Regions from separate parts of the Homo sapiens genome. Here region 2 is linked to region 1. Evidence: chromatin loops called from intact Hi-C (ENCODE). Cell type or tissue: ascending aorta. All regions are shown on one strand. Each heading gives the region's core, and the rest is flanking DNA. Links, peaks and the distances in the headings are about the cores only. Region 1 holds the start of MYH10 (myosin heavy chain 10). Region 2 overlaps MYH10 (myosin heavy chain 10).

Region 1 (15,767 bases), core at 5,925-13,924:
GCCTTTTGCAGCCCATCATCCTTAACTGTTGTCATCCTGCTCATCTTTCAGACTCAGCTACAACACTATCTCTTCCCCAAAGCTGAAAGGGATCTCCTCATCCATCCATCCACCCATCCACCCATCCTGTCAACCTACCATCCAGCTCTTCTTCTTTCCATCCATCCATCCATCATCCATCCATTCTTCTTTCCTTTTATCCATTCATACTGCCATCAATCGTGCTGTCCATCCATCCTTCTTTCTATCCATCTGTCCATCCATCCATTCATTCTTCTTTCCTTCATCCATCCATACTGCCATCAATCCTGCTGTCCATCCATCCTTCTTTCTATCCATCCATCCATCCATCCATTTATTCTTCTTTCCTTCATCCATTCATCCTGCCATTCATCCTGCCATCCATCCATTCATCCATCCTTCCTTCCATCCATCCATCCATCCATCCATCCTTTCTCCCATCCACCTATCCATACATTAATCCATCCATCCTGTCATCTTTTTATCCAATAAACATTTATTGAGCATCTACTATGTGTCGAGCACTAAGTTGTTCCTGGGGATACAAGCTGGCCCTTCCTGCCAGGAGTTTACAGTCTAGCACTGTGTTGTCCTATATGGTAGCCACCAGCCACATGTAGCTGTTGAGCACTTACAATGTGGTTAGTATGAATTGACATGTGCTGTAAACCTAAAACACACATCAGATTTTGAATACTTAGCATGAAAAAAAGAAAGTGAACTATCCTAATAATCATTGTTTTCATTGATTACATGTTGAAATGTAACATTCTATATGTATTTGCTTATATATGATTAAAATTAATGTGAATGGTGTCTTTTTACTTTTTAAATGTCTCTACTGGAAAATTTTAAATTATATATGTAGCGTGATTGGTGGCTCACATTCTATCTCTATTGGACAGTGCTGGTTTTTAATGAGGATACAGGGATAGAGGGTAAAAAGTGTAAGGATTTTTAATAGCTGTTTTAATGAAAGTGTGTACAGGATATGGGGAGGGACTGTTTTTAGTCCGGGAGGCCATGAGAAGAAAGAGGAAGGGAATCAACTTACGATGTGTCAAGCATTGTGCCAGGCACTATAAATATCCTTATGCACTATGGTAGGCACTTCAATATCTTCACACATTGGCTTGGCACTTTAAATATCTCACTTAATCCTGACAGTGGCAATCACCGCAATCTGACCATATCTTTCCACCCGTTGGCCCCTCCTTAGTCCAAGTCACCATCCACTCTGAGCTGGGCTATCTGCTGCTGCAACCTGTTAACTGGCCTCCTCCGACTCACTTTAATCCATTCATCCACCTTAGGGCCAGAATGAGCCTTCTAAAACACAAACCTGGTCATGTTACTCCCCCAGTTGAAACTCTCCCACAGATCCCCCATTGAGCTCTGGATAAAATCTCCCACTGAGCTCTGGATAAAATCTAAGTTCCACATCATGGTTTACATATACAGCCGGCCCGCCTACCCTCTCTGTTCCATATCTCCCTCTACCTCCGTGCTTCTTCTCTTTGTTCTAGCTACTCTCAACTTCTTCCTGGGCTTGGAAAGCCCTGCATTCTTTTCTCTCTGTGTTGGTCTCTCTGACAGAATTTTCCTCTTCTCTTTGTCTGGTTAACATTTTATTCTTCAGATTTTATATATATATATATATATATATATATATATATATATATATATATATATTTTATTTTTGAGACAGAGTCTTGCTTTGTCGCCAGGCTGGAGTGTAGTGGCGTGATCTCGGCTCACTGCAAACTCCACCTCCCAGGTTCAAGCGATTCTCCTGCCTCAGCCTCCCGAGTAGCTGGGACTACAGGCACACGCCACCACTCCCAGCTAATTTTTGTATTTTTAGTAGAGATGGGTTTCACCATGTTGGCCAGGATGGTCTCGATCTCTTGACCTCGTGATCTGCCCACCTCAGCCTCCCAAAGTGCCGGGGTTACAGGCATGAGCCACTGCGTCCAGCCCAGATAATATTTTTAATATTACTTTCTCTAAGAAGAATTTCTGGAACCCCCACCATTCTGAGTTAAGTGGCCCTCTTAACTCGGCCTTGGATCTTGCAGTGTTTTCCATAATGTAGCACTGGCGATACTATATTGTATTCTCCCAACCTTTTTGGATGAGAGGCATCTATGAGAACCTGCTAAAAGCTAAATCTTCTCTCCAGAAAAAAGAGAACATGATAAATTTTGCACACAATTTCAGAGGTTTTATAGAACTCCGAAAACCCTCTGGGTTTCTGGGCACTCTGGATTTAGAACTTTTGCTCAATTGCAACTATCTGCCTATCTGTTTACTTTTCCTGCTAGACTTTATGCTCTTCGAGGGAAGGACCATGTCTACGTTATTACAGGTATTTCCTCAGTACCCTGGCCCAGCCCATAGACACAAAAGATACTCAATAACTATTTGTCACAGGTATGGCTTGACTAAGATGCTAGGGGGATAGGATTATCATGCCTTCATTTTCCTTTTCCTTATTATTATTATTATTAATTATTTATTTTTGAGATGGAGTCTCGCTCTGTCGCCCAGGCTGGAGTGCAGTGGCATGATCGTGGCTCACTGCAACCTCCCTGTCTGGGTTCAAGCGATTCTTCTGTCTCAGCCCCGCGAGTATCTGGGATTACAGGCACGCGCCACCACACTCGGCTAATTTTTTTGTATTTTTAGTAGAGATAGGCTTTCGCCATGTTGGCCAGGCTGGTCTAGAACTCCTGACCTCAGGTGAGCCACCTGCCTCGGCCTCCTAAAGTGCTGGGATTACAGGTGTGACCCACTGCGCCTGGCTTATTTTTTTTTTCAGTGGGTTTTGAGGTACAGGTGGTTTTTGTTTACATAACGAGTTCTTTAGTGGTAAATTCTGAGATTTTAGTCACTCGTCACCTGAGCAGTGTACACTATACTCAATATGTAGTCTTTTCTCCGTCACCCTCCTCCCACCCTGCTCCCACCATCCCGGAAGTCCACTATATCACTCTATATGTCTATGCATCCTCATAGCTTAGCTCCCACTTATAAGTGAGAACATGCAGTATTTGGTTTTCCATTCCTGAGTTACCTCATTTAGCATAATGCATGCCTTCATTTTTCTAAACCAAATTAAATCTGACTTAGCCAAATCCTACATGGTTGATGAGAAATGTTAAATTAGCAATTTTCAGGAACCTCTTCTCCTGGGTTTTTTCAGATCTCCAGAGCTTAAGTGCCTCAAGAAAATTCTGGAAGTTTCTTTTTTTTCTCAACTCATTGAAGCCTCTGTTTTTACCATCACTCCTTCTGCTCAAGATATCACAGTTGAGCACTGATCTTTCTCACTGGTCTGGTGTTACTGCCCTGAGTGGGCTGTGAGATGACCATCACGGTAGTCCACGCCCTGAGGTTCTACTGCTTCCAGGAATCATGTTCAAAGGGTACCCCTGTCTACACTTCTAGACATCCCAAACCTCCCACGGCCTTACCACCGTCAAAGGAACAATTCTTCAACTCAAAAACACTACCCTTTTTATCTCTCTGGGATGATCTCACATGAAGCCCCCCAACACGTATGGCAGAGACTGAAAACTCAAATAAATACCTAAAAAGATGGGGCAAATAATGTTAATGAGCATAGTGGGTCAGCTTTAAGAGATAACAGGGGCTGGACACCGTGGCTCGCGCCTATAATCCTAGAACTTTGGGAGGCTGAGGCAGGTGGATCATCTGAGGTCAGCATTTCAAGACCAGCCTGGCCAACATGGTGAAACCCTGTCTCCACTAAAAATATAAAACTTAGCCAGGTGTGGTGGCACACGCCTGTAATCCCAGCTACTTGGGAGGCTGAGGCATGAGAATCGCTTGAACCCGGGAGGTGGAGGTTGCAGTGAACCAAGATAGCGTCACTGCACTCCAGCCTAGGCAACAGAGCGAGACTCCATCTCAAAAACAAACAAACAAGCAACAACAACAAAAAAACAGACAGCAAGGAGCGGCAGTGACCAAGGCACCCTGGGAAGCACACACTTTGTCTAAAAATGAGCAGCAGCCAAGGCATCGACAAATTGTTGCTTGAATTTCCATACCTTCCAATTTTTCAAGGGAAGCTAGAAATCTCGATGTTCATGTGACAGCTCTTTTCTTCTTTATTTTTCAAATATTACCTTATTAAGGTATATTTTGCATATTCATATAATTTGCAGTGTATAATAATTTTTTAAATAAATTTACCAAGTTCTGCAACCATCACCATAAATCGGTTCATCAACTCAATCAGATCTCTCATGTACATTCACTGTGCTGACCCTCCTCCCCAGCCCCAGTCCTCACCACAGGCAAATATTCTATTTTCTCTACAGCTTTTTTTTTTTCTTCTTCTTCTTCGTTTTTTTTGAGACGGAGGTTTGCTCTGTCACCCAGGCTGGAGTGCAATGGCACGATCTCAGCTCACTGCAACCTTCACCTCCCAGGTTCAAGCGATTCTCCTGTCTCAGCCTCCTGAGTAGCTGGGATTACAGGCATGCCCCAGCACGCCTGGCTAATTTTTGTATTTTTAGTAGAGACGGGGTTTCACCATGTTGTCCAGGCTGGTCTCGAACTCCTGACCTCATGATCCACCCGCCTCAGCCTCCCAAAGTCTTGGGATTACAGGCATGAGCCACCACGCCTGGTCTACAGCTTTGCTTTTTATGGGCATTTCATATAAATTGGATGATACAATATGTGGTCTCTTGTGTCTGGCTTCCTTCACTGCGCATGATATTTTCAAGGTTTACCTATGTTGTTGCATGTACTCATAGTTTCTTCCTTTTTATTGTTGAATGATATTCCGTTGTATGGATAGACCACTTTTGACTATTCACCATGCTAATGGACCATTCGGTTGTTTTCATCTTTTGGTTATTATGAATAATGCTGCTATAAACATTTGTGTGCAAGTCTTTGTGTCCACACAGGTCTTCCTTCTTTTTTGGTAGACACCTAAGGGTAGAAATGTGGGATTATATGGTGAATTTATGTTTAAATTTTTTTTTTTTTTTGAGCCAGAATCTTGCTGTTACCCAGGCTGGAGTGCGGTGGCACAAGCTTGGCCCACTGCAACCTCCGCCTCCCAGGTTCAAGCAATTCTCCTGCCTCAGCCTCCCGAGTAGCTGGAATTACAGGCGCCCACCACCACGCCCAGCTAATTTTTGTATTTTTAGTAGAGACGGGGTTTCACCATGTTGTCCAGGCTGGTCTCAAACTCCTGACTTCAGGTGATCCACTCGCCTTGATAGCTCTTTGTTTCTTTATGTTTCAAATATTACCTTATTAAGGTACATTTTGCATATTCATATAATTCGCAGTGTATAATAATTTTTTAAATAAATTTACCAAGTTCTGCAACCATCACCATAAATCAGTTCATCAACTCAATCAGATCTCTCATTTACATTCACCGTGCTGACTCTCCTCCCCAGCCCCAGTCCTCACCACAGGCAAATATTCTATTTTCTGTCTCTACAGTTTTTTTTTTTGTTTTTCTGTTTTTTTGTTTTTTTTTTTTTTTGAGACGGGGTTTCACCATGTTGTCTAGGCTGGTCTCAAACTCCTGACCTCAGGTGATCTACCCGCCTCGACCTCCCAAAGTGCTTGGATTACAGGCGTAATCCACTGCCACCGGTCTTATGTTTAACTTTTTAAAAAAACTGTGGTCAAAAACACAGAATACATTTAACTTTTTAAGAAACCACCAAACTATTTTACAAAGTGGCTGAACCATTTTCCGTTCCTGCCAGCAGTGGCCTAAGGTTGCTGTTTCTCTACATCCTCACCAACATTTATTATTGTCCATCTTTTTTATTATAGTTATTCCAGTATATGTGAAGTGGGATCTCATAGTGTTTTGTTGTTGTTGTTTTGTTGTTGTTTGTTTGTTTTTGAGAAAGAAAATAAAAAAATTTTTTTTTTCTTTTTGAGACGGAGTCTCGCTCTGTCGCCCAGGCTGGAGTGCAGTGGCACAATCTTGGCTCACTGCAACCTCCATCTCCTGGGTTCAAATGATTCTCCTGCTGCAGCCTCCTGAGTAGCTGGACTTGCAGGTGCCCACCACGACACCCGGCTATTTTTTGTATTTTCAGTAGAGATGGGGTTTCACCATGTTGGTCAGGCTGGTCTCAAACTCCTGACCTCAAGTGATCCACCCACCTCACCCTCCCAAAGTGCTGGGATTACAGGCGTGAGCCACCGCGCCTGGGCCTTCATTGTAGTTTTGATTTGCATTTCCCTAATGGCTAATGATATGGGATAGTGCTTGGTTTTTAAATGTTGGAATTCATTCAATTTTTTTTAAAAAATGCTGTATATCCTGTACAGATGGAACAAAACAAGTTCAGGGGCTGGAACTGCCCTGAGGGAACAAATATGGACTTCTGACCTAGACCCTGCAAAACAATAGTCTGTGAACTTTTTCTTTTGGAGATAAAAGCAGCCTAGACCGACAGCAAAAATTACTAGAGAGAGAGAGAGGAGAAAGATTCCTCAGTCTTCTGTAATAAACATGTACACTAGAAAAAGGGACAATTTTCAATCTATTTATAATGCCACATTTTGTTTACAGGAAATCATTATGCTCCATCTTCATGAACGAGTCTTTTAGGTATACATTTGTATCCCCTTTTGAGAGATGAGGTTAAGTAATTTGTGAAAGGCAAAGTTGGATTCAAAGCCAGGTCTATCTGCTTCTAAATCCTGTGCTTTCTTCATCAAGATGGCAGCAAATTCTGGGATGAAGCTACATGGTTGGAACTGGAGTCAGAGGAGGCTGCCTGGGATGGATGATAGATATATAGTGGGGCTAGGTGTTGGGAGAAAAAGAAAGGAAAGAAAGAGATTGCAAGAGTGGTTCCATTCACAAAGAAGTTGGGAAGAGAGAGTTTGAGTAGTGGGAAAGGGTGATAGAAGAAAATAGGTTTGGTACCTTCTGCTTTTGCAGTCCCCCTCTCATCCAGGCAGTTGGACATGTAGGGCCCAAGTGCCAAAGAGCCACCAGGGGGAAAGATACATTTGGGGATATTCTCTTTATTATTAATTTCTCATCAAGACTAATGTCTTTATGGTATTTCCTTCTGGTGAACTTCCTGCCCTCCTCTTCTGATGGTCCATTGAGTTTGTGTTAAAATTATGTGAAAGTTGGCCGGGCACGGTGGCTCATGCCTGTAATCCCAGCATTTTCAGGGGCCGGGTCGGGCGGATCACGAGGTCAAGAGATCGAGGCCAACATCCTGGCCAACATGGTGAAACCCTCTCTCTACTAAAAATACAAAAATTAGCTGGCCGTGGTGGCGCGCGCCTGTAGTCCCAGTTACTAGGGAGGCTGAGGCAGGAGAATCACTTGAACCCGGGAGGCGAAGATTGCAGTGAGCTGAGAACATGCCAGTTCACTCCAGCCTGGTAACAGAGCGAGACTCCATCTCAAAGAAACAAACAAAACAAAACAAAAAAATATATATACACACACATATATATACATATATACATATATATACACATATATATGCAAAAGTTTTTGAATTATGAGAAACTACTGACTCTGTGGCTTACAGTGTTATTCGCGAGTGGATGCACTAAGCATAGAACATTGCACTGAGAAATGACTTCGGTGGCTGACAAAGTGGAGACTCAGGCCTCAGAGAGGGAGTCTTTGGTCTTCTCTAAACACATTTTAAAATTCATTAGAGGAATATCATTCATATATTTTGGAAAGTTAATTTGTACTCCATGTGCAGACTGCATTAGAAGGACAGACCTCTTCACAGAGCCAAGTCACAAGACACCTGGACACGGGGTAGTACCCCAGCAGGCAGGTGGGGGTGGGGGACCAGATGCAGCAGGACAAAGGACAAAACAGAGCCTGGTTCGGACTTCCCCAGGAAGGACTCTGCACTCAGCTGCCTTCCAGCCTCTTCTGAATTCCACCAACCCTTCCTTAGGACTTCCTGCCTTGTTTTTTGCTTAATTCACTTTTTGCCAGACTAGACGTTTCCTAGGCTTAGGCAAACACATCATTATCACATGTATTAAAATGCTCCCATAGCCTACATTAATAACTGATTAATAACTGCATCTTGCTGTGAATTTTTATGATCTTGACTTTCAGGTTTTGTATGAATAATTCATTTTGTTCATGTGATTTAGACTTTATTATATTTATATATAATTATGCAAGAGTTTTGTTGCAGTTGCCTAGATTCTGCAGACATTTCATTAAATTTTATTTACTTTGATTTTTCCAGTTTCCTTTCGTTATTTTGGGGCCACTGTTTTTCAGTCTCCAACGTTTTCATAAGCCCTAGGGGATATGACAGCGCTACAGGAATCCAGCCTTATATTCTTAAGAACCTCTCATAGCCCTTCACGTAGGGAGCTCTGATGAATGAATGAAGGAGCGACTGAACGAGTGAATGAATGAGGTGAATAAAGTTTCTTCCAAGTTTTCTCTCCAAGGTCGGTTCTCTTCTCATTCTTCTGGAATCTCAGCCTTGCCTGGAGGCTGGGCAGGAGAGCCTCTCACCCCGCTAACACCAAAACTGCGACCTTGGAGGACCGTGTCCTGCGCCTGGCGCTCGGCCGATCCCGGCAGAGTCCGCCTGGGGCCGGGGTCGGGACAGTGGCCGCAGCGTGGAGCGCAGCCGGGTCCCGGGCCAAACCCTGTGCGCATGGGCGGAGCAGCGCCCTCCCCCGCGTTCCTTCCCCCACTGCAGGTGAGTCGCAGCGCCGCGGCCCCAACCCCGCGCAGCCCCGGGGGTGACGTCAGGACTCTGGACCGCGCTCCGCCCCGCCCCTGCAGGCAACGCTGAGGGCCCGCGACTCCGCGGTGGAACCCCGTCCCGCTGCGGTACATGCCGGCTGCCGCAAGCACAGGGGGCGACCGGGCGCTCGAATGTGCTGCGGCTGCGGCGGCTGCCTGACGCTAGGACGAGGAGTCTGCAGTCAGAGCGCCAGCCTCCTGCCGCGGCCCACCTGCCCCGCGGCCCGCACAGCCAATGTCAGCGCAGCGCGCCGGCCGCCGCGGGGCCCGCACCCGCAGCCTCGCGGGATCGCCGGGCGTTCAGCCAGCCTCAGCTGTCCATCTACGCACGAGCCAGCCAATCCCGCGCCACTGCCCCGGCCGCACCTCCCGGAGCCTATGACGGGCGTAAGAGCCAGCCCATGAGATTGGGGCCTCTGTGGCCTGGGCTGGGAGCGGGAGCCAATGAGCGTCATTCCAGGTGGGTGGAGGGAGCCGGACTCGGGAAGGTAGCTTCGTTCGGGTTGCTAACGTCTTCCCTTGGAGATGGGCGCGCAAACCAACCAGTGGGTCTGGGGGCGGCGGTGATGGGCGTGGAGCTGGCCCAATGAGGGTAGGGGTGGGTGGGGCAGCCCCGAGCAGCAGTGCTAAAGGAGCCCGGCGGAGGCAGCGGTGGGTTTGGGACTGAGGCGCTGGATCTGTGGTCGCGGCTGGGGACGTGCGCCCGCGCCACCATCTTCGGCTGAAGGTGAGAGGTGCGGCTACCCGGGTCCGAGTGCACGGCCCAGGGCTGGGGGACAGTTTGTGGAGGGAGGAATGGCTCCTGGGCTGAGGGGTCCCGGGCGGCTCTGGAGGACAGGAACGGGGGACCGAAGCGGGAGCTGGGGAAGACAGAGGGGCTTCTGAGCTGTAGGGTTTGTGCTGCGGGGACCTTAGGTTAGTTTGAGCAGGGTCCTGGGCTGGGGGCACTGGGACCTCAGTGGGTGGAGATGGAGAGACTCCCGGAGGAGCGGGGAATGAAGTCCTTGTGAAACCCGCGGGGGTCAGGGCCTGGGTGTGCAGGAGGGCGACCCCTGGGGGGCTGGGGGATGGAGATCTGGGGGTGGGGACGTGAGGACCAGGTTCTCGGTGGGTGGGATCCCTGGGGGCGCGAGGTCGAGGGGCTAGTGTCCCGGCGGAGGTCTCGGCGTGCCCCGCGAGCCAGTGTCTGCCTCCCAGGAAGAGAGGGGATTCTAAGCGGGGCTGGAAAGCGCAGTCCCGGCGGTAGGGTGGGGGGGCGCTGGGCAGGAAGGGCCCCTGCGTGGGTTGCTGGGTGGGTTAGGCCTGGCGCGACCGGTCCCCCGCAGCACCAGAGGGGTTCACCATGGGCTTGGAAGGCGGGCGGCGCGCGCCCGACCCGTGGGTGGAGGGACAGGAGGGCATTGGCTCTGCGCGGCCGGGGAAGCGCGCGGCGGGTGAGGGGCTCCGGAGCCGGCCGCGGGCGTGGGGAGGGTCGGACTCCGCCGGCGCCGGGGAAGGAGCGCGGGAGGAGGGCGTCCTGCCGCGCCCTCCGTGGAGCGCCTAGGCCGGGGGTGGACGCCCTGCGAGGCCCAGGCGGTTTGAGGGGGCGAGGCGGGAAATGTGGCGGGGCGCGCTGCAGCAGGACGGCCGGGGGGAGGGTCAGCACTCGCCTCGGGATCCCTTTATTGTGTAAGCGAGCTGGGAATGGCTCGCCGCAGTCTCTTCATTGCCTTCTGCAGTTGGGGGTCACACCCTGATCCCATAAAATCGGACTGGAATTGGTTCGGAGGGAAGTTGAAGCCGCGGAGTCCTGGCATTTGTGGGGGCTTTGTGGGCCTGTGGTGGGCGGATGCGGCCCTGGGAAGCGGGAGGCCCCCAGCCAGGCCTGTTTGGAACTAGGGCCTTAGGAAGGAGGTTGGCGACTCGGCGGGTCAGACCGGGCTGGTGAGGTTTGGATAACGTGGCCTCTGCCTACAGCCGTTATCTCTGTTTCTTTAGGGCCTCTGCAGCTCCCTTCAAGATCACTGCGGTGGATGGAAGGGGGTGGGGTGGGCTGGGGTGGGGTAGGGGAAAGCAGGCGGGGTAGATGCAGACTGCAGATGAAACAAAGACTGCTGTTTTCGCTGAATAATGTAATACCAAACATAATACTTTGGCTTTGCTGAGATTTTGTTTTTTAACGTTGAAACTGAGGATTCTTTGAGTCAGGTTTAATTATTCTTGATAGTATCTCACTCTGGAAAACTTTATAATCTATTTATTGTTTTATCTCCTTCATCAATCTGCCTTTATTAATTATTCTTTGAGTCCCTTGCTTTTGATGTTTAAGTATGCCCTGCCTGTCTCGGGTTCTGGAAAAGTGGCCATTTTATGCATCTCCTTACTTCTGCATCTTAAATTCAGTTCTTCCCCGTCCTTATCTGGAGAAAGCATATGGTGTAATTGTGCGATATAGCACGAGCTTTGGCAGCAGAAGGATGTGACCCCTGCGAGCCTGGCTTTTCATTTGGGCTCCATAGGGAAATCATTATAACGAAGGCAGCTGAGATGGAAGGTGAGATGGAGGAAATCTTGAAGGGCACGTTGTAGGGTGGAAGACTATATGCTTCAGCGGTTTATGCACTTTATCACATGTGAGGAATTAAAGTTCCTGGTGTTGGATCCTAGTTTTGGAAATATTAAACACAGTATAGAGATATTAATTGGGAGATGGGGCAGGCCATAAGTAGCAATAGTGGCCTTTTGTGTTTGGTTTGTGTTTGTGATCATTGGGTTGAGCAGGATTTTGATAAATTAGCAGACTCGTCCAGCCCTGTCATGTAAGTGACCTCAATGGTAGCAGTACCCAAATTGGGACAGTTCTGTTTTAGCTCATCTGTTATAGATGGATGCTCTGTCATGGATAATTTATCCATCCTTCTTGTTTGCCTTTCTATGTGCAGGCCGTTCATAAAATTGAATTGTTTGCCTCTGTCCACACTCATAGTAGGTGCTGGGAGGGATTTGAAAAGTTTGCTGGGTGACATTTCATTGGAAGTGAAAAATGACCTGGGGGTGGAGCCCCAGGGGTGTGTGTGTCAAACCACTGAAAGGGATGGCAACTTTGGCTCTGTAGGGGGCTAATTCATACACAGATAAATGATTTAATTGTAATTAGGCAGCAATTTAAAATGACACTAATAACCCTCAGACCATCTTTATGTTCGCTAACAAAAAGATTCCTGTTTGTCTTTATTTCCCCTAAGTTATGGGTATCTTTTTCTATAAAATATATAAAACCTTTGCCAGATGATTCATTGGTTAAGCCTATACTTTTTAAGCCGTAATTGATTGGGTTTTTATTTAGTAGAAAGGTAGTATATAGCATTGTACACTACACACCCTTCAAAATTTCCTCCATGTCACCTTCCATCATTGTAGTGTGTACTCTGGAGCTGAACTCTGAGTTTAATCCCAGCTCTGCTACTTGTTAGCTGTGTGCCCTTGGGCTGGTTATTGGCTTTCTCTGTACCTCAGATTCCTCATCTGTAAAATGGAGATATTAATAGTGCCTACCTCATAGGGCTGTTGTGAGGATTAAGAGTTGATGTATGTAAACTGCTTAGAATAGTGCCTGGCCATAATTAGTGATATATGACAATGGTATCTGCTGTTTTAAAAATCATAGTGTTGTCCTTCCTGCAAAGCAAATCACTGGTGAGTGGTACACTGTTAAACACCAGTATTATCCAGATTGGGTACCAATGTATTATGGAGTGAAATAAATGTATTTGACAATTACAAGTGAAGAATTAAACTGAACAAAATATCTCCAATGGTCTCATGAACTCTATCAGGTAAACAATAATATGAACACTTAACAGCTGCAAAGCCCTCTGGTACAACGCAGGGTAGGGTAAGAAGAAAGTCAGGAGAACAGTACAAAATGTTAGGAGAAGGAAAAGGATTAAATTGCCACATTGACCTGAAAAGAACTTCTGAAAGGATGGCATTTGGGTCAGGAGTTGAAGGAATAATAGCTTTTTGGTTGTGGAGAAGTTGAATTTCACTATGAGGGTTGGGACCATTCACGTAAATATTGATCAATAGGTACAGATCCCCTGTTATATACCAGGGACTAGACAAAATGCTCAAGATACAGCGTGGAACAGATGACTCTCCTCATAGTGTTTAGTTGTAGAAGAGACTGAAAAGGTGAAAGTCATTGGTAATCCTACTACCCAGTAAAGACCCAATGAATATTTGTTCCGTTTAAAAAAAAAATACACACGTGTATGTAGTTTTCCCCACAAAATTGGGAACATGCTGTGTAATTACACTTTTGTGTTCTACTGGGTTTTTTAAAATACTAAATTACAAGCATTTCCCCATCTAGAAAAAGTACTGATAATATGTAAGATGTCCCAATTTGATAAAATAATTTTAAGATATATAATCTACTGCTTCTAGACCTGTTCTAGAAGTTATTTGTTAAATTATTCTAATTTATAGTCACCTGCTAAATTTAAGCATCTAATTACATGTCCAGTGTAAAATTTAAGAAGTGTGTGCGTGTCTACTGACAGCAAGACAGTTTCCTAAGTGCTCTGTAGGATATGCAGTTTACACCTGATAAGAATAGTAAGAGAAACTTGTCATATTTTGTTATAGTTGAATATTTTCTTTTAATAGATTCTACCCTTCTGAAAGGTGGAGTGTGTATCCTATTATTTGTTCTCAAATTTACCTGTGATGTTTCCCACCTTGAAGCCATGCCTCCTTTCTTCTTTTTTTTTAAATTTTTTATTTTACTTATTATTATTATTATTATTATTATTATTATTTATTATTATTTTGAGACAGAGTCTCATTCTGTTGCCGAGGCTGGAGTGCAGTGGTGTGATTTCAGCTCACTACAACCTCTGCCTCCTGGGCTCAAGTGATCTTCCTGCCTCATCCTCCTGAAGAACTGGGACTGCAGGCCTGTGACACCAAGCCCAGCTAATTTTTTGTATTTTTTGTAGAGACGGGGTTTCGCTATGTTGCCCAGGCTGGTCTTGAACACCTGGACTCGAGCAATCTACCTGCCTCGCCCTCCCAAAGCGCTGGGATTACAGGCGTGAGCCACCCCACCTGGCCTCCTTTCTTTTTACCAGTGTGCAACGTTTAAGTTGGAAAGAGACAACTTGTTAATAGTGTTATTAGACCAGTCCCTAGAGGCTTTTAAAACTGTTATGCAGAATGTACATGTATCTATGAATGTTTTCTGTATTGCCCTCTCCAAAGAGGATGTCTTAGAAGACTAATGCAAGTTTAGGTATAAAATGTGTTAGCAATTTTATTTGTATAGAAGTTTTAATAACATTAATCACATGTTGTGTGATTTTTTGTTTCATCTTATTTTGCGGTTTTTGTTTTATCCAAGTCTATAACCTTTAAGACATCAACATGTTATTTAAATTGTTATGAATTAGTCTAGAATTTGGTTTTCAACCTCTTTTTCTACTCTAACATACCTGCTGGTAGCAGTGGCGCACCATGGCAACCACAGAACTTTGGAGCAATGGTTGTCAAATGTGTCCCAGGACCAGCAGTGGCAGCAGCATCTGGGAACTTGTTAGAAATGCAAATTCTGAGGCTCAGGCTGGACGCGGTGGCTCACGCTTGTAATCCCAGCACTTTGGGAGGCCGAGGCAGGTGGATCACCTGAGGTGAGGAGTTCAAGACCAGCCTGACCAACATGGTGAAACCCCATCTCTATTAAAAATACAAAAATTAGCGGGTCATGGTGCAGGCCTGCCTGTAATCCCAGCTACTTGGGAGGCTGAGGCAAGAGAATCACTTGAACCCTGGAGGCAGAGGTTGCAGTGAGCTGAGATTGCGTCCACTGCACTCCAGCCTGGGCAACAGGGTGAAACTCTGTCTCAAAAAAAAAAAAAATAGTTCTCAGGCTCTACCCTATACCTACTGAATCAGGGACTCTGGGATAGAGCCCAGCAATCTGTATTTTAATAAACCCTCTAGGTGCTGCAAATGCATGCCTGAATTTGACAGCCGCTACTATAGAAGATGAGTGTTTGTAACGCATTACATTGCAACAAGTAATTTCTGAAGAATCTTAGCTATTTGGTTCTAGTAAATTATTTTTTTAAATTTATTTTTGTTTGTTTTTGAGACGGAGTCTTGCTCTGTCACCCAGCCTGGAGTGCAGTGGCACGATCTCAGCTCACTGCAACCTCCGCCTCTCAGGTTCAAGCAATTCTCCTGCCTCAGCCTCCTGAGTGGCTGGGATTACAGGCACCCACCACCACGCCTGGCTAATTTTTTGTTATTTTTGGTGGAGATGGGGTTTCACCATGTTGGCCAGGCTGGTCTCGAACTTCTGACCTCAGGTGATCCACCCATCTCGGCCTCCCAAAGTGCTAGGATTATAGGCATGAGCTACTGCACCCAGCTGGTTCTAGTAAATTATTAGTAGTAGTTAAAGGGCTAGATATGCACCAACACGCCTGGCTAATTTTTAAATTTTTCTGTAGAGGCGGGATCTTGCTATGTTGCCCAGGCTGGTCTCAAATATTTGGCTTCAAGCACTCCTCCCACCTTAGCCCCTCAAGTTGCTGAGATAACAGTTATGGGCCATTGTGCCCAGAAGTTGGTTGAATGTGTAACCACTATCAGTGATTAATCTTTTAGGATACAGATAGAGCCCTTTAGAATCTAGAGAACGTTATAGCACATATATACACACGCTAAGTGCATAATATTTTTATACCATTTCAGGGATTTTGTTGAAGTTGAGATTAGCTGATGGACTCAAGAACCTCTTAACAACCTTAGACTACTTTATGATTTCCTCTTGCCTACAAAGAACCTCTAGCATTTTTGGCTAGGGGAGTGGAGTGAACAGAGGGGAGAAGTGGGGATTTGATAGAGCAAGAGTAGGTACTCAGTTGGCTTCTTCTGTTGGTTTGAATGAAGTGATGGAAGCCATGCCTATGAAATTTATAAT
Region 2 (15,767 bases), core at 2,740-10,739, 87 kb after region 1:
AGCCCTGCTATTTTGAGCACTCCTGAGAAATATTCTTTGGCTCTCAAGAATGCATTTGTCAAAAGAGTAAGTTCTCTTTAATTCATGTCTCCTACGGTACAGTAGTCAGTGCGGGTACCTGTTACAATAGTCTGCTGCGCCACATCACATCATCATTCTAAAGGCAACTTAACCACCAAGCAAGCTGGCTTGGAGAAAGTGTTTCAGGGCCTTTGCTGGGCTCGGGACGTGCTTGGTCCACATCACTGTATCTTTAGCTTATGTCCATGGTAGTTTTCATATTCACTTCATAGTGTTTGCTGCAAACTACTTGCTAAGATAGGAATATAGAATATGAGTTTAAAAGCTTTCCTTCAAAAAAGAGGGCTAAAATATTTAAATCTGAAAACAATAGAGTTTTGTCATCTGGACAATTGACATCATTTCGCAGATAACCAATTTCAAACAGAATATTGTACAAACTGCCATCCCCAAAACTCCTGTTAAGGTTTTTGCGTTGTTAACATCATCATTTTCCTTTGTTGGTACAGATAATTAAAAAAATGTATGTTTGTGTATTTACATGAATATATAAAGAAAAAAAACATTTTGCTGGCAATGGGTTGCATGGTGACCACTGCTCTCCTGTGACACTGGCACAGTTTGAATGCAGTTATGGCTTAGTTGTCTTCATGAGTATTTATCAAATTTTCTTCCATTATATTTCCTTTTAGCTGATTTGCTTCTTGAAGGATTTAATAACTACAGGTTTCTCTCCAATGGCTATATTCCTATTCCGGGACAGCAAGACAAAGATAATTTCCAGGAGACCATGGAAGCAATGCACATAATGGGCTTCTCCCATGAAGAGATTCTGTGTATGTGTGATTTCTCTAAGATTCTGGTACTCACTTTCCTAAGACTTATACATCTGGGGTAAATCACCTAAACTAGAAAATGACTGGGAAACTAATGAATTGTATGAAATCCTGAAAAGACATGTCTTACTGAAAAGTTTTGTATAGCTAATTTTTAGCACAAAATAAATGAGAATATGTCTCCGCTACATTTTGAGGCAATATTAATTTTTTTTTTCTTTTTATCAATATGAAGCAATGCTTAAAGTAGTATCTTCAGTGCTACAGTTTGGAAATATTTCTTTCAAAAAGGAGAGAAATACTGATCAAGCTTCCATGCCAGAAAATACAGGTAAACTGATGAATACTGACTTTATTTCTGTTTCGATGGCTTGTTGTGCTCTCTAAGAAGGTGTTACAGTGCAAGCGTAAAAGCACCTCTGAAGCATTTCTGAAGGGACCCTTGAGTAGAGTGACAACATCGTGTATTTACACGAGGGTTCCTCTGATTCTATAAATGAGGACAGGGGACAGGGTGTAGGATGAAAAGGAGCAGTGGTCTCTGCCTTAGCATGCAGGAGGCCTTGGGAATTGAGGGAGGAGAACTCAGCCGCAGGAGGTCACACACTTACCTGAGAGGGTGGTGCAGCTGCCGAGTTCCAGCCAGTGTGCACCTTGCCAGGATTACAGGCCCAGTATTGCCAAATATAAGTGACTTTTCAAAGAAAAATGGAAATCTAGATCTTAATAGGAAATATTCCCATTTTTAAATGTCGAAAATGGTTTTAAATTTGCATTGGTCAGGAACAAAAGTTTGTGACCCAAATATATATATATAATATATTATTAAATATATATTTAATATAAATATATAAATATAATATGGATATAAAGTATATATTTATTAAATATATGTATATATAATATACATATATATTATATATATATCAGTTTGCTTCAGATGGTCTGGAGAGAAAAAGTGAGGAATCTCTATATTGCCTTGACTGCTTGATTATTCTAACAAGTTAGTTATCTTGCCTCATGGAGGCATCCGCAGTCCACTGTGGCGGGTGAAGGCTGACATAAAGTCACATTATCTGCCCTTGAAATAATCGTTTTTTATAACCAATTTGAGGCTTGATAACAATTTAATTCTGTGTGGCTCTTCTAAGGGGCCTGCCTCTCCTGCTGCTTCTTGGTCACCATTTTCTGGCCAAGCTGTGGCACCTCCTATTAGGGCTGTTGATTTCCAGGACCATTCATCTGTCATTCAGTCAAAGTAGTTTGATTGGCGGTTGGGCCTCCATCCTCCGTATGGCTTTTCCATGGTTAAATAGACTTAAAATGGAGCCATCTAAAATGCAGAGTAAGGCATATATTAGTATAGCTTGGCTTTGAAATTTTTTAATGACCCATAAATAGAGGAGGATCAGGTCACTCTTGTAAAGGTAAGGAGGCTGGGCATAGTGGCCATGTAGTCCCAGCTACTCGGGAGGCTGAAGCAGGAGGATGGCTTGAGCCCAGGAGTTCTAGGCTGTCGTGCTATGCCCGTCGGTTGTCTACACTATGTTCAGCATCAGTATATGGTAGCCTCCCAGCAGTAGGGGACCACTAGGTTGCCTAGGGAGGAGTGAACCAGCCCAAGTTGAAAATGGAGCAGGTCAAAACTCCCGTGCTGATCAGTAGTGAGATCATGCCTGTGAATAGCCACTACACTCCATCCTGGCCAACATAGTGAGAACCTGCCTCTAAAAAAATGAATAAATAGGCAAGGCAGTCAAATGCTGACTAGCCATCTCTTGTAGCCTAAAAATGAGTGTGTATTAATTTGAAAAGATGGAAGGTATTTTTCATTAGACCTAAAACTTGTCTGATTTTAAGACTTTTATTTATTTCTTAATACAATTTAATTGTTACTAAGGTTTTTCCAGTGTTTATTGAATATATTGTGAGTAGATTGTAAGTAAAAAATGTAGGATTTAGGAGACTTTTTACACTTCAGTTGCGCAGAAGCTCTGCCATCTTCTTGGGATGAATGTGATGGAGTTTACTCGGGCCATCCTGACTCCCCGGATCAAGGTCGGCCGAGACTATGTGCAAAAAGCCCAGACCAAAGAACAGGTAGGTTTCATGTTCATTGTTATTACTGATTTGTTTGAATGATAAGCCATGGCCATTTGGCCTTCTGATTGACATGTAACAAACTGAATCAATATAAACTGTCTTACATGGGTGTTTTTAGGTACTAAATGAGTTTTTTTTTTTTAAGTATATTTACTTTTTCGTTTTCGAAAAAATTTAAAAGGGGCCGGGGCCGGTGGCTCACACCTGTAATCCCAGCACTTTGGGAGGCTGAGGTGGGCAGATCACCTGAGGTCAGGAGTTTGAGACCAGCCTGACCAGTATGGTGAAACCCCATCTCTACTAAAAATACAAAAATTAGCCGGGCGTGATGGCATGCGCCTGTAGTCCCAGCTACTCAAGAGGCTGAGACGGGAGAATTGCTTGAACCCAGGAGGCGGAGGTTGTAGTGAGCTGAGATTGCACCACGGCACTCCAGCCCAGGCAACAGAACGAGACTCCGTATCAAAAAAAAAAAAAATTTTTTTAAAGGTGATTTTTTAAAAAAAGTAAATGTCAAATTATAATCTCTAGTTTTCCCCAGGTAGATAGATAATCCAGTAGACAAATCTGCATACTTCGGGAACCAGACCAACACAAGGGCCCCTGCCGCCTTGTCCTTGTGCTGGGTGGTACAGCAGAGAGAAAGTACCAGCTTAACTGAGCTGAATCCAGGCGGACAGTGCTACCCAGGACCCAGGCGCATGGGGAGGAGCTTATTTTTATTAGGCGTCTTTACCCATCCCCCAAATTCGTTATTCCCTGTGTTCATTTAATTCTTCTAATATTGCCTTCTATTGATGTGTAAAATTGAGACATGATTAAGCAGTGAATGCCATCTCAGGTTTTTTGAGTGCTGTATAACATTAAATTCCGTAAAACAGCTATTTATGCTTTGTTGAGATTGTTTCCAGAATAAAAGGTTGTTGTGATTTAATTACAGGCAGATTTTGCAGTAGAAGCATTGGCAAAAGCTACCTATGAGCGGCTCTTTCGCTGGCTCGTTCATCGCATCAATAAAGCTCTGGATAGGACCAAACGTCAGGGAGCATCTTTCATTGGAATCCTGGATATTGCTGGATTTGAAATTTTTGAGGTATTCTTCCCCCTCTTCCTCTAGCTCGTCCTTCTTTTTGTTTGTTCTTTTAACAAATATGAAGGCTTACTGTGTGCCCAGTACATACGAGGCACCAGGGATACAGTCCCTGCCATTCTAGTAGAGCCAAACAATAAATGGCAAATAATCAGTGAATCCGCAGGTCTGTGAGAATGCACTGAAAGGGTGCTGTGATAGAACTGGGAGGCCAGCTTGAGATAGCTGTTCAGGGAAGGTTGCTTCTGCATTGGCAACAGTTAGGCTTACTTGAAGGATGAGAAGCTGCCAGCCTCGGTCAGTTTCCCGGCATAATGAGAGTAATTCCAGTGGTCCTGTATGGGACAGAACTTAACAAATGTTCTAAGCTGCTAGAAAGCCAGTATGACTGGATATAGCTGACCAGAGGGAGAGAGGAGTTGGAGACGTGGAGAAGAGCATGGGGCCAGGTCGAGAGACCATCAAGGGGGCCACTGTAGTAGAACACGGGCAAGATGACGGGGGCTTGGCTGGGGAATCAGGAGAGGAGCAAAGTGAGAGGGAGGCACCTGGACGGGCAGTGATCTGTGTACTGCAGATATAACCAGGGTTTAACAATAGATTTCACTGTTGATCTGACTAGATTTATCCAAATACTTACTCATCATCAATGCAGAAAAGTTTCACAGTCACACACCTGCTACGGTGTTTCAGGGAGGTGCATAAAATTTGGGGCATCTAAAAATTTATATCTTTATTTCCATAAATATAGATGTAAACTATGTAAATATAGTACGGCACAAATATTAAGTGCTTTTTGTGATCATCTGTGTGTTACTGTAGCCACTATTGGGTATTGAATTGTCTTATTTTAAAATGAACCCCTTTAAAATTATAAGTCTATCCTCATAAATACTGAACCTGCCACTGCCACTCTAAGAGATTGCTTTAAGGTGTTTTGATTTGTAAATATATTAAGAAATCATGAAAAGTGGCTGGGTACAAATTGCATTAAAAAAATCTGTCACTTTCCTCTACATAAACGATCAGAAGATATAGTGAAAGAAAAGACCCACATTTCCAACTGCAACAAACAGACAAAACACCTAAAAATAAATTTTAAAAGAAATGGGCAAGATTTAAATGAAGGCAACTTTACAGTGCTGCTGCAAAAAAGAAAAGAAGACTTGAACAAGTGAGGAGACACACCCTGTTCTCGATGGGAAAATGTGACATTTATGTAGATGGTAAAAATGCTAAGTTGTTCAGTGAGTGTTATTTGTCATGAGAAAAGGAAAGAAAAAGCCTAAATGCCCACCTTTAGGAAACTGGTTCAAATTATTGTGATAGCTCCATACAGTGGAATACTATGCATCCATTATAAAGAATGGGCTGGCTTTATACACTAAGGAAAGATCCCACAACATAACAAGATACATTGTTAAGTTAAAAAAAATCAGGGTCACACACATACACACATTTCTTAATGCATAGCATATTTCTGGAAAGATCACAAAAATAGGAGATACTGGTTGATAATAGGGAGAACAAGTAAGTTTCATTGAAGTGAAACTGGTGCAATTCTTTGTACACTTTGAATTTTCTACCATGCATTATTGATTTAAAAATCAATTAAAATTATAATTGGTAGTTTAAATATGGAAGACAAGTAGAAATTCATTTTTAAAAATACCATTCTTGGCCGGGCGTGGTGGCTCACGCCTGTAATCCCAGCACTTTGGGAGGCCGAGGCAGGTGGATCACGAGGTCAGGAGTTCAAGACCAGCCTGTCCAAGATGGTGAAACCCTGTCTCTACTAAAAATACAAAAATTAGCTGGGCTTGGTGGCAGATGCCTGTAATCTCAGCTACTCCGAAGGCTGAGGCAGAGAATTGCTTGAACCCGGGAGGCGGAGGTTGCAGTGAGCCAAGATTGTGCCACTGTACTCCAGCCTGGGCAAGAGAACGAGACTCCTAAAAAAAAAAAAAAAACCTTCTTTGTAATGGCCCAGGCTAAATAGAGCAATAGGATGTCATCATCCTGAGGCAAAGCAAAGTTCACCTACATGAACATGAATAAGCAGAATCCGGCAGTCTGTAAATATGAGGCTTGTCATGCGTGCCAGAAATACAGTGTTGAGCAAGGCAAGCACTGCCCCTGCCCTCCTTGCATGACCTCATTCTGAAATAGTGAATTTAACAGCTTCTGGAGAATGGAAAAGATTGGAGTGGCTTTTTCAGACTGTAAATCAACTCCTTGGAGATGGGTTAAATCCTCTTTAATTGAAAATCACTTTTTATAATGAAAGAGGTTATTTATGGGCACATGCAGCTGTGTGAACAGTATAGAAGCAGGAAAGAGGTTGAGCACTTCTAGTGTATAGGATGATTAAGAAAATTATACCTATTAATTCACCCATCTATGCATTCGCCCAATCAATTTTTCTCTTAAAAAATGGGCAGAGTTCACAGAGAAGGAACAGAAATGACAATAACATATGAAAAATGCCTAAATTCACTTTATGAGGGCAGTCCAATATCACTTTTGGTATTGCAAAGGTCAAACATTTGATAAGGGAAGGGAATGCTTAGAGAAACGATAGAGAGTCTCATACTAAGCGCATTCCATGTGCCAGGCCTGGCTGAGCTCTCAGCAATTCCATGCAGTAAAGATGACTCTTTTCCTACCTCACCTTAGAGCCCACAGCCTGAGTGACAGTGGAGTGGGACAGAACCAAATGCATTCTCCACCCCAGCTTCAGAAGCGCGCCCACCACCTTGTTCGCCTTCCTTTGCCTCTGGTTTTTCCAAGCCTTTGTTTTTCTTCTTTTTCTTACTGTCTCATTTATTTATTTATAGTCCTTAACCATTCACTAATAAGAACTGAATTGTTTTACTTGCAGAGCATTCAGTTAGCATATTAAGTTTATTATCTTTTCATTTTAGCAGTTCAGTAATGCAGCCATAGACAGTATGTTCTTTCTCTTTACCTTTTCAAAAAGGCTGTGTGTGAGAGAGGGATTGGGAGACCACCCCCCTTGGTTTAGTCACTGTCATTAGATAGAAGCAATCATGTACTTCCTACCTAATTAGTAATGTTTAATGAAAAATTTTTTTATAACTACATAACTAATTATTCCCATTTTCCCTCCACCTCCCCATGTTTGGAAAATTACCCTTTGACATTTGTAGCTGAACTCCTTTGAACAACTTTGCATCAACTACACCAATGAGAAGCTGCAGCAGCTGTTCAACCACACCATGTTTATCCTAGAACAAGAGGAATACCAGCGCGAAGGCATCGAGTGGAACTTCATCGATTTCGGGCTGGATCTGCAGCCATGCATCGACCTAATAGAGAGACCTGTAAGAGTGCTCACTTGCTCGCTGTCTTTCATTTTCCACTCAAGCAGTGACCTTAAGTGGCATAACCCAAGACAGAAATTACCCAGTCTGTTCAGTGGTGAAATAATTTTCTGATCTAAATTTTCTAGGAAGGTGATACTCTGATAAAATAGCTACAGAATTTAAAAGTCAGTAGCATGCCAGTAAAACCCTTCTTTAGCTCTCCTCGCAGCTTGATTCCTGTCCTTGCTTGCATGGGAATACTGGATAGTGGGCTCTGGCTCGCACAGACTGCAGATGGCCCTGTGCGCTGGCATTTGTGTGTACCTTTCAAAGGATGTGGAGCTCCACCTGACACTTTATTTAGCTGAGAACAAGACGTGTCACGTAAATCCATTTTGCAGATAACTAAAGTTTGGCCTTTTAAAGTACAAAGATGTTTTTATTTTGCCAGATTTTTTTTTTTAATTTGAAGTTTTTGTTCTCAGGGAAGTCTTGTCAGATGTATTTTTAGTGGCAATCTTAGAAAGCATCAGAAACTCTTTTCTTGGTGGTTTAATGTTCTGTAAAAATACATAGAACTCATTCACGTTCAAGCTTCGAGTGTATAACTCATTCACTTTTGGAACTCAGCTCCATGTGATCTCAAGCAAGTGTTGACAATCTGGTTCTGTACTCCTTATCAGTTAGCTTTTGCTCAACAAGGTGTCAGCTTCATTTATTTTATTTTGCTATCTGCCAAAATATAAGAAAAACTAAAACATGATTAACCACCGATATCTGTAACGTAGAGGAAGCTCTAACACTAGTTAAGTAGGTATGTTTGAATAACGCAGAGTTTTCTCCTAGGAGGTGCAGCAGGCTTTGAAGCAGTTCTGGTTCTTGCTGCTCAATCTCTGGTTGCCACTTGTGTTCTTCATGTTTGAAGGTGTTGGAGGTCTAATGGCTAGAGATCATGGATGGTACAGTACCTGCAGTCAGGAGGAGCAGTGGCACATCGGGAAGAGGAAGAACCTAGAAGACATTCACCCCTATTAGAGATGTAGTTCCAGCACATTAGAAATTTGAGTTTAAGGAAAGCAATAGAAAATTTTCATTTGGCTTTTATAATACATAAGAAATCATTTTACCTTTCAAGTCACGTTTAGAGCAAAAATCTTAAATTACTTATAGTTGTGAGGATAGTTGCTTCTTTGTAGCTTATAGGGTCATTTAGAGGTGGCATGCTTGTAGTGACTTCCAGGTAACTTGTGCATACACAAGCACATGAACACACTTCATTACATTTCATCACTGCTTTGTTGCCTAAAGAATTGTTTGGGCATTTATGTAAATAAGGGAAGGGAGTATTTCACATTAGTACTATTGATGACTATATGATATGTTTTTTGAGATGCTCATTATATGCGTCCATATGACACTGGAAGTCCTACATTTTAAGAATATAATGATTATGTACCTGCAGTTTTATTTTAGGATGGACGAGAACCCATAAAATTTGCTAGGTCAGTATCTTTATAGGAATAATTGTGCCGAAAGTCTTCCAAATGGAAAATTACCTGTCTTAATTTTTTAAATGTTTTTAGAGTGTTTTTAAATCTAATGGTTTTGTGACCTTTAAATGAGTCTCACAAATATTAATTCTTCTTAATGTTACTTAATTGCATTTCTTTTGCTTTATCCTCTAGGACAAAATACTTTATATACCATTTTTGCATATTTTTTTTTTACTCTCACACAATAATTGTACTCTAAAGGTGAAAATCATGGGGTAAAGTAATTAAACATTTCAACCCTAATAACCAACTCCAAGCAAAAATAGGTGAGGTAGAAGGCCAGGTGCTGTGGCTCCCGCCTATAATCCCAGTACTTTGGGAGGCTGAGGCAGGCAGATCACTTGAGTCAGGTCAGGAGGTCGAGACCAATCTGGCCAACATGGTGAAACCCCATCTCTACTAAAAATACAGAAAATTAGCCGGATGTGGTGGCATGTGCCTGTAGTCTCGGCTACTCAGGAGGCTGAGACATGAGAATCACTTAAACCCAGGAGGCAGAGGTTGCAGTGAGCCGAGATTGCACCACTGCACTCCAGTCTAGGCGACAGCGTGAGACCCTGTTTCCAAACAAAAAAATAAATAAGTGAAGTAGAAAGGGTTTGATGTTTACATTTTTAATTATTTTCCAGGCCTTATGTGTAAATATTGTGGTGGTAGAATAAGATCCAGATAGCAATTTATTGGACCAGGTGTGGTGGCTTATGCCTGTAATCCCAGTGCTTTGGAAAGCTGAGGCAAGAGGATCACTTAAGACCAGGAGTTCGAGACCAGCCTGGGCAACATAGTAAGACTACATCTCTACAAGAAAGTTTTAAAATTAGCCAGGTATGGTGTCATGTGCCTGTAGTACCAGCTACTCAGGAGGCTGAGGCGGGAGGATCCTTTGAGGCCCTGAGTTGGAGGCTACAGTGATACGGTCACACCACTGCCTTCCAGCCTGAGTGACAGAGTGAGACCCCATCTCAAAAAAAAAGAAAAGAATTTATTAAATCCTCAATTATGGCCTGGAAATGCAGATTGGGGGTGCCATGGGGATATGAGATAGTATATAGCATGGCCTTGGTCCTCAAGAACCTGATCTTGAAGCCAGAAAACAGAACACAACATAGTGGTGAGCTCATTGGTTCCTGGGTATGACTCTAACTGATGCTCTGTGAATTCGGAAAAAGGCAAAGGCCACAAAGTAGGCTGGCAGTGTTGTGGAAGGTATTACAGGCGTGGATGCTGTGCAGGGAGCATTCCAGGGATGAGTTTTATGGTCAGAAATCAGCAGGTGAACAGCACGTTGAAAGTGGTATTTTAGGGAAGTTATTTGGCGAGTGTCCTAGTCTGTTTTCCGTTACTATAACAGAATAAGTAAGATGGAGTAATTTATAAAGAAAAGAAATTGATTTCTTGTAGTCTATAGGCTGGGAAGTCCCAGGTCTAGGAGCTGCATTGGATGAGGGTATTCTTGCTGGTGGGGACTCTTGGCAGAGTCCTAAGGTGGCACAGGGCATCACATGTTGGGGGGGCTCATAAGAAATGGCCAAACTGGCTTTTTTATGACAGACCCGCTCTCATGATAACTAACCCACCTCCTCAACAACCCATTGATCCATGAATGAATTAATCCATTTACTAGGAAAGAGCCCCATGACCCAGTTACCTCCCAAAGGTCTTATCTCTCAACACGGCTGCATTAGGAACCAGGTTTCCAACATGTGAACTTTCAGGGAACACATTGAAACCACAGCAGCCAGGGCATTCAGAAAGTATTGGAGCTGGGAAGTCATGATGTTCCTAGTCACCAGTTATGCCCAGACACTGACGGGCAATGAGTAGAACTAGGTAACTCGTTCCTTCTTTCCTTCCTATCCTCTTTGTACTGGCACTTCTAGGCTCTTCCTTCAGCCTTTAGAGTGGACCCTTTATTCCCTGCCTAAATAGTCCTAATTTATAGGAGAGATAGCTCAGAAAGGGGAGGGAAGGAATTCAAGATTTAATGCTGACTCACTCTTTACCTCAATTTGAGGATTATTCTACTTATTCATAGAAATATCTGATTAAAAAATAAAAACATGGCCAGGCACAGTGGCTCACGCCTGTAATCCCAACACTTTGGGAGGCCAAGGCGGGCAGATCACTTGAGGTCAGGAGTTCGAGACCAGCCTGACCAACATGGTGAAACTCCATCTCTACTAAAAATACAAAAAGAAATTAGCCAGGCGTCGTGGCGGTTGTCTGTAATCCCAGCTACTCGGGAGGCTGAAGCAGGAGGATCGCTTGAAGCCGGGAGGTGGAGGTTGCAGCGAGCCAAGATCGCGTGACCACACTCCAGCCTGGGGGACAAGAGCGAGACTCCGTCTCAAAAAATAATAATAATAAAAAATAAAAACATAACATTTTGTAAACCCCATGAGAGTTTATGATGATGGGGAATTTAACGACAGCCTGTGGAATGACATGGGATAATGATCCCATTGATGTTCCTTGCAAAATGGAGAGTGAAAACAATACTTTCTAGAAGGAAAATGCTGTAAAAACATCCTCTGTGGTGGCACCTGACAGGCCCGTGCCAGGCTTAGCTCATCTCGCATAATCCCAGCCCCTGCCTTGCCAGACTGTGGGCTGGTGGCAGGCAAGCCTCTGAGTTCACAAGCTTTCACAAAACCTATGACCAATATTCAGAAACACAGGCTTCTAAGCTTACAGCTCTTGGAAATACCCGGTTCAGAGAAGGAATGATAATAGAGATCTTGACATTGAAGGATGAAGTGGAAAAAATGAAAAGGAGACACAGTAATGATATTCATGATCATGCTGTCACCAAGTCATTTAGAAAAAAATACAAATTTTTATTTGAGATACTGTGTCAGAATTTAGGAAAATTCTCATTAAAAGTGGTTAAGAATGTAAAAGGGTAAAAGGAGGATGTTTTTGTTATATTAATATTAATGTGGAACTTCCTTTCTCACAGTTGTTGTGTGATTAGGGTGGATTGAGTTACCTGCCACTCTGAGCTCCTCTAAAGTGACCTAATCCCAGTTGCTTCAGATTACTGTCTTCTTTTTAGCTGATCTGAAACCCTGACAATTCTTTCAGGTGGAGGAGCCCTGGGGTAAGGGTCTCCATTGCAGAAGGGTTCCCTCAGCTTCCACCCGCTGGCATTCAGATCACCCATCCCTTTCTCTGACCACTTTATTACACTGTTTCATTTATATTTAACCATAGCCTCTAGCTACTTTTAAAAACAGCATTTGTGTGTATTGCCAACTCTTTGCCAGTAAATATGAAAGCTTTGTGAGTTGATGAGAACTGATCTTAGAGTCTTACTCAAACAGCTGATTTCATGAGTGTGCCCTAGAACTGGTACGAGTTCAGTTTTGTATCACACACTTGCCATATTTGCAGTGTGACAATAAATGATGGCCCAGAAGCACTAGAAAATAGACCATCACTATTTAAATATCTTATTTAGCTTTCATGTGTCATTTACCTCCAAAAAGGAAGTCACTCCAGACAATGGTGAGCTCTAGGCCTTTTTAAAAATTGAGACATAATTCACAAACCATGAAATCCACCCTTTTAAAACTACAAGTCAGTGATGTTTGTAGTATATTCACAAAGTTGTGGAACCATTACCACTACCAAATCCTGCCACGTTTTCATCACCCCAGAAAGAAACCTCATACCCATTAGTGGTCACTCCACATTCTGTTCCTTCAATCCCCGGCTGCCACTAATCTACCCTCTGTCTCTATGGATTCATCTAGCGCTTTTTTTTTTTTTTTGAGACAGAGTCTTGCTCTGTTACCCAGGCTGGAGTGCAATGGCACCATCTCGGCTCACTGCAACCTCTGCCTCCCAGGTTCAACCGATTCTCCTGCCTCAGCCTCCTGAGTAGCTGGGACTACAGGCATGTGCCACCACACCCAGCTAATTTTTGTATTTTTAGTAGAGGCGGGGTTTCACCATCTTGGCCAGGCTGGTCTCAAACCCCTGACCTCGTGATCCACCTGCCTCGGCCTCCCAAAGTGCTACTTTTTTTCAATGAAGTAATAATTGCATCACATAAAATGGGTTGTCAAATGCCTGTTAAAACAAATATATAAGGCAATTGATGACTGACTTAGTTTATCAATTTCCATATATTCTACTTAATAATAGTTTAAAATATTTCGCCAAATATAAAGTGATACATTTAATTTAAAATTACTTAAACAGAAACTTAAACTGATTAGGATATAAAATGTTTGAAGCATTCTCATTAGTTGAGGTGTTATAATGATTTCTCCAGCCAGTCACTGAACATGAACATTCAGTTTCATCTCTCCACTTCCCACTGCGTTTCTGGCTTCTTTTATTTGCCACTTTTGTGGGGCCATCTGCTTGGAATTCATTTACTTGCAATTTACATACAGTATTTGTAAGTTTGAGATAAGTTACTCCTCTGTTTTCTTGTTAGTACTTATTTAGCAGTTTGAGATGTCAGTGTTTGAATTATAAACTTGTTATGGCTTAGACATTCCTTTCCATCCTAGCAATTTGTTTTCCATGGATCTTCATAAAACTAATTGTTTTAGAAGTTTAAGTGCCAGACTCAGTAGTATTAAAGTGGCATGCAAAACTTGTGAATTCTTATTGCCTGTCATTATCAGGCGAACCCTCCTGGTGTACTGGCCCTTTTGGATGAAGAATGCTGGTTCCCTAAAGCCACAGATAAAACCTTTGTTGAAAAACTGGTTCAAGAGCAAGGTTCCCACTCCAAGTTTCAGAAACCTCGACAATTAAAAGACAAAGCTGATTTTTGCATTATACATTATGCAGGGAAGGTAAGAGCTCTTATGTTGAATAACTGGATTAAAATGGCTGTGTTTGAAATTTTGCTACATTTTTATGAAGGTGTAACAAAGGTGCTGATAAACATTTATAAACAAATACAGTATATATTACAAACATATTGTCTTTCAGACAGCCCATTTTGGGGACTGTTGTATAAAAGTTTCTGGTTGAGGCTTAAAGTGTTTTTGTTTTTGCATTTGGTTTTGTGTTCTCCATTTCACCACTTTTGGCTTTGGTGCGGGATAGGTGGACTATAAGGCAGATGAGTGGCTGATGAAGAATATGGACCCCCTGAATGACAACGTGGCCACCCTTTTGCACCAGTCATCAGACAGATTTGTGGCAGAGCTTTGGAAAGATGGTAAGAAAGTGCTTATCTTTGTAATCATGCTTGGCTGGAATCTTTTATAATTAAGGTTTATAGATGGTTCTTTTACATATATATGGATACATATAACTTCTTACTTTAAAATCTTTCTTTCCCTAGAGCAGGGCTGCCGTTATATCGGAATTTATCCGTTTTAACAATACTTGGGTTAAGAAATGAATACAGAGACAGCTACCTTCTTGGTCAGATGTTGTAGGAGTACAGAAACATTCTAGGCCCGGAGCCACAAAGACGTACACGTATGACTTAGGCCACCACAGTCCCAAGTCAGTTGTAATCCAGGAACACTGGAACACAAAACCCGAGAAGGCCTGCTCATTCCATTTTCCCTGTGTCAGGCCTGCTGAGCTCCGTCCTTCCTCACCACCCGCACCCGCCGCGACACCCAGTGGCTGGTGGATAAACTCAAATTGCCTGCATACAGATCAATTGCTCTTCTTTCCATCAGTCCTCATAGTTCTTTTGTTATATGAACCTCAGTTGAAGAATTTTGGTGATTTTTATTGTAGACTAGAAGATTTTACTAGTATCAGAAAATCAAAATGTCTCTGTGTCTCTATGCATTTTAGGAACCAGTATCTTCTCCTAGAGCTCAGCTCACCTGCTACATTTCATCCTGGCTCTGTTCCACCTCTTTGCCTGGCTTCAGGCCATGCAGGACCTTAGCCCTGGATCTAACCCTGCCTAGACCTTGACCCTGAGGCCAGACCTGTTCAGTAACCTGGGTCACATCTGCTTTCTCTGTAGCATCTTAAGCCTTGTAATCTAGCTGTCTTAGAGGTAGAGGGAAAGGAATGGAAGCAGAGAAGGGCAAATGGAAGCAGGCAGGCTGAGGGCAATTGGGGCCAAAGGAAAGAGACAGGAATTGAAGAATGGACACAGAGAAAGTGACTAGGGGGAATGTGACCCTATAAAAGATCATCTTAAGAATGACTGTGTCCATCAGATCAAGTCAGTGTGAGGGAGCTGCAGGGGGGGATGCACTGAACACAGGCACGCATGCGTCCTGGGAGCAGACTGTGGGCCTGAGACATAGCAAAGAGGGGAGGGACCTGGGGGAAAGACGAGCTTTCCAACAAGTAAAACAGAAGCCTTTAATCTTTGTACCTTTAGGTGAAAGTCTTCAACTGACTACTGAGTGCAGTGTCACTTCCAGTGACCTAGTCAGTCGAGGGATGCTGTGTGAGGACTGGGAAGAGAAGCAGGGAGCTGCAATAGAACTTACAGTATCCTCAGAGTTGAGCTCCTCTTCACCTTGTCAACAGGCAGTGTTAAGAGTGGGATATGAGAAACTGAGACGAGAACAGAAAAAGACCTCTGAGCTCAGGTTGTTGTTACGGGGTCTACAGTGCTAGAAAGGCCAGCGCTGGTGAGTTGGAAATGTGGATGGGAAATATGTGAGGAAGAAGAGGGAGGAGTAATGTTGCAGTCGTAAGGATTTGCATTCCTTCAGGAATCACTTCAGCTGTGACAGTGTTGGAGACTGTGTAGGTTACAAAGTCTCCCCATGTTCAGCTTCTCCTCTGGATACCCTTGTAAGGTCTTAGAACACAGCAGAAGGAATGAGATCAGTATGCAAAGTGGATCTGTGATAAATGCCATGGGAATGGTACAGTGAATTTTTAG

What was found. Hi-C counts contacts between places; a loop is a spot of excess contacts. Peaks named below come from ENCODE experiments on the same cell type or tissue, not always from the same donor. Only the 100,000 strongest peaks of a DNase experiment are listed, where the experiment ranks them.
Region 2: it touches region 1 in a loop (2.0-fold over the local background); 3 of 110 quality-filtered maps call a loop at or near these places.

The regions. Positions count from the first base shown.
Region 1 is chr17:8,624,414-8,640,180 of GRCh38, reverse strand. MYH10 (myosin heavy chain 10) reads left to right here and starts at 9,456. Exons shown (of 43, transcript NM_001256012.3): 1 at 9,456-9,527. RefSeq lists enhancers at 7,756-8,050, 8,749-9,526, 9,527-10,304, 10,305-11,083 and a silencer at 8,585-9,264. In ascending aorta, for the core only: a CTCF peak has its summit at 9,418; DNase peaks (open chromatin) are centred at 8,800, 9,240, 9,830, 10,010 and 3 weaker places; H3K4me3 peaks cover 6,248 bases; H3K27ac peaks cover 6,119 bases.
Region 2 is chr17:8,533,734-8,549,500 of GRCh38, reverse strand. It overlaps MYH10 (myosin heavy chain 10), which reads left to right. Exons shown (of 43, transcript NM_001256012.3): 10 at 714-857; 11 at 1,093-1,188; 12 at 2,839-2,957; 13 at 3,901-4,053; 14 at 7,221-7,394; 15 at 13,570-13,743; 16 at 14,000-14,114. Among named protein-coding and RNA genes, the nearest start is that of MYH10, 89 kb to the left of the region's middle. RefSeq lists an enhancer at 5,996-6,290. In ascending aorta, for the core only: no CTCF peak of the experiment used is centred there; a DNase peak (open chromatin) is centred at 6,150; H3K27ac peaks cover 5,643 bases.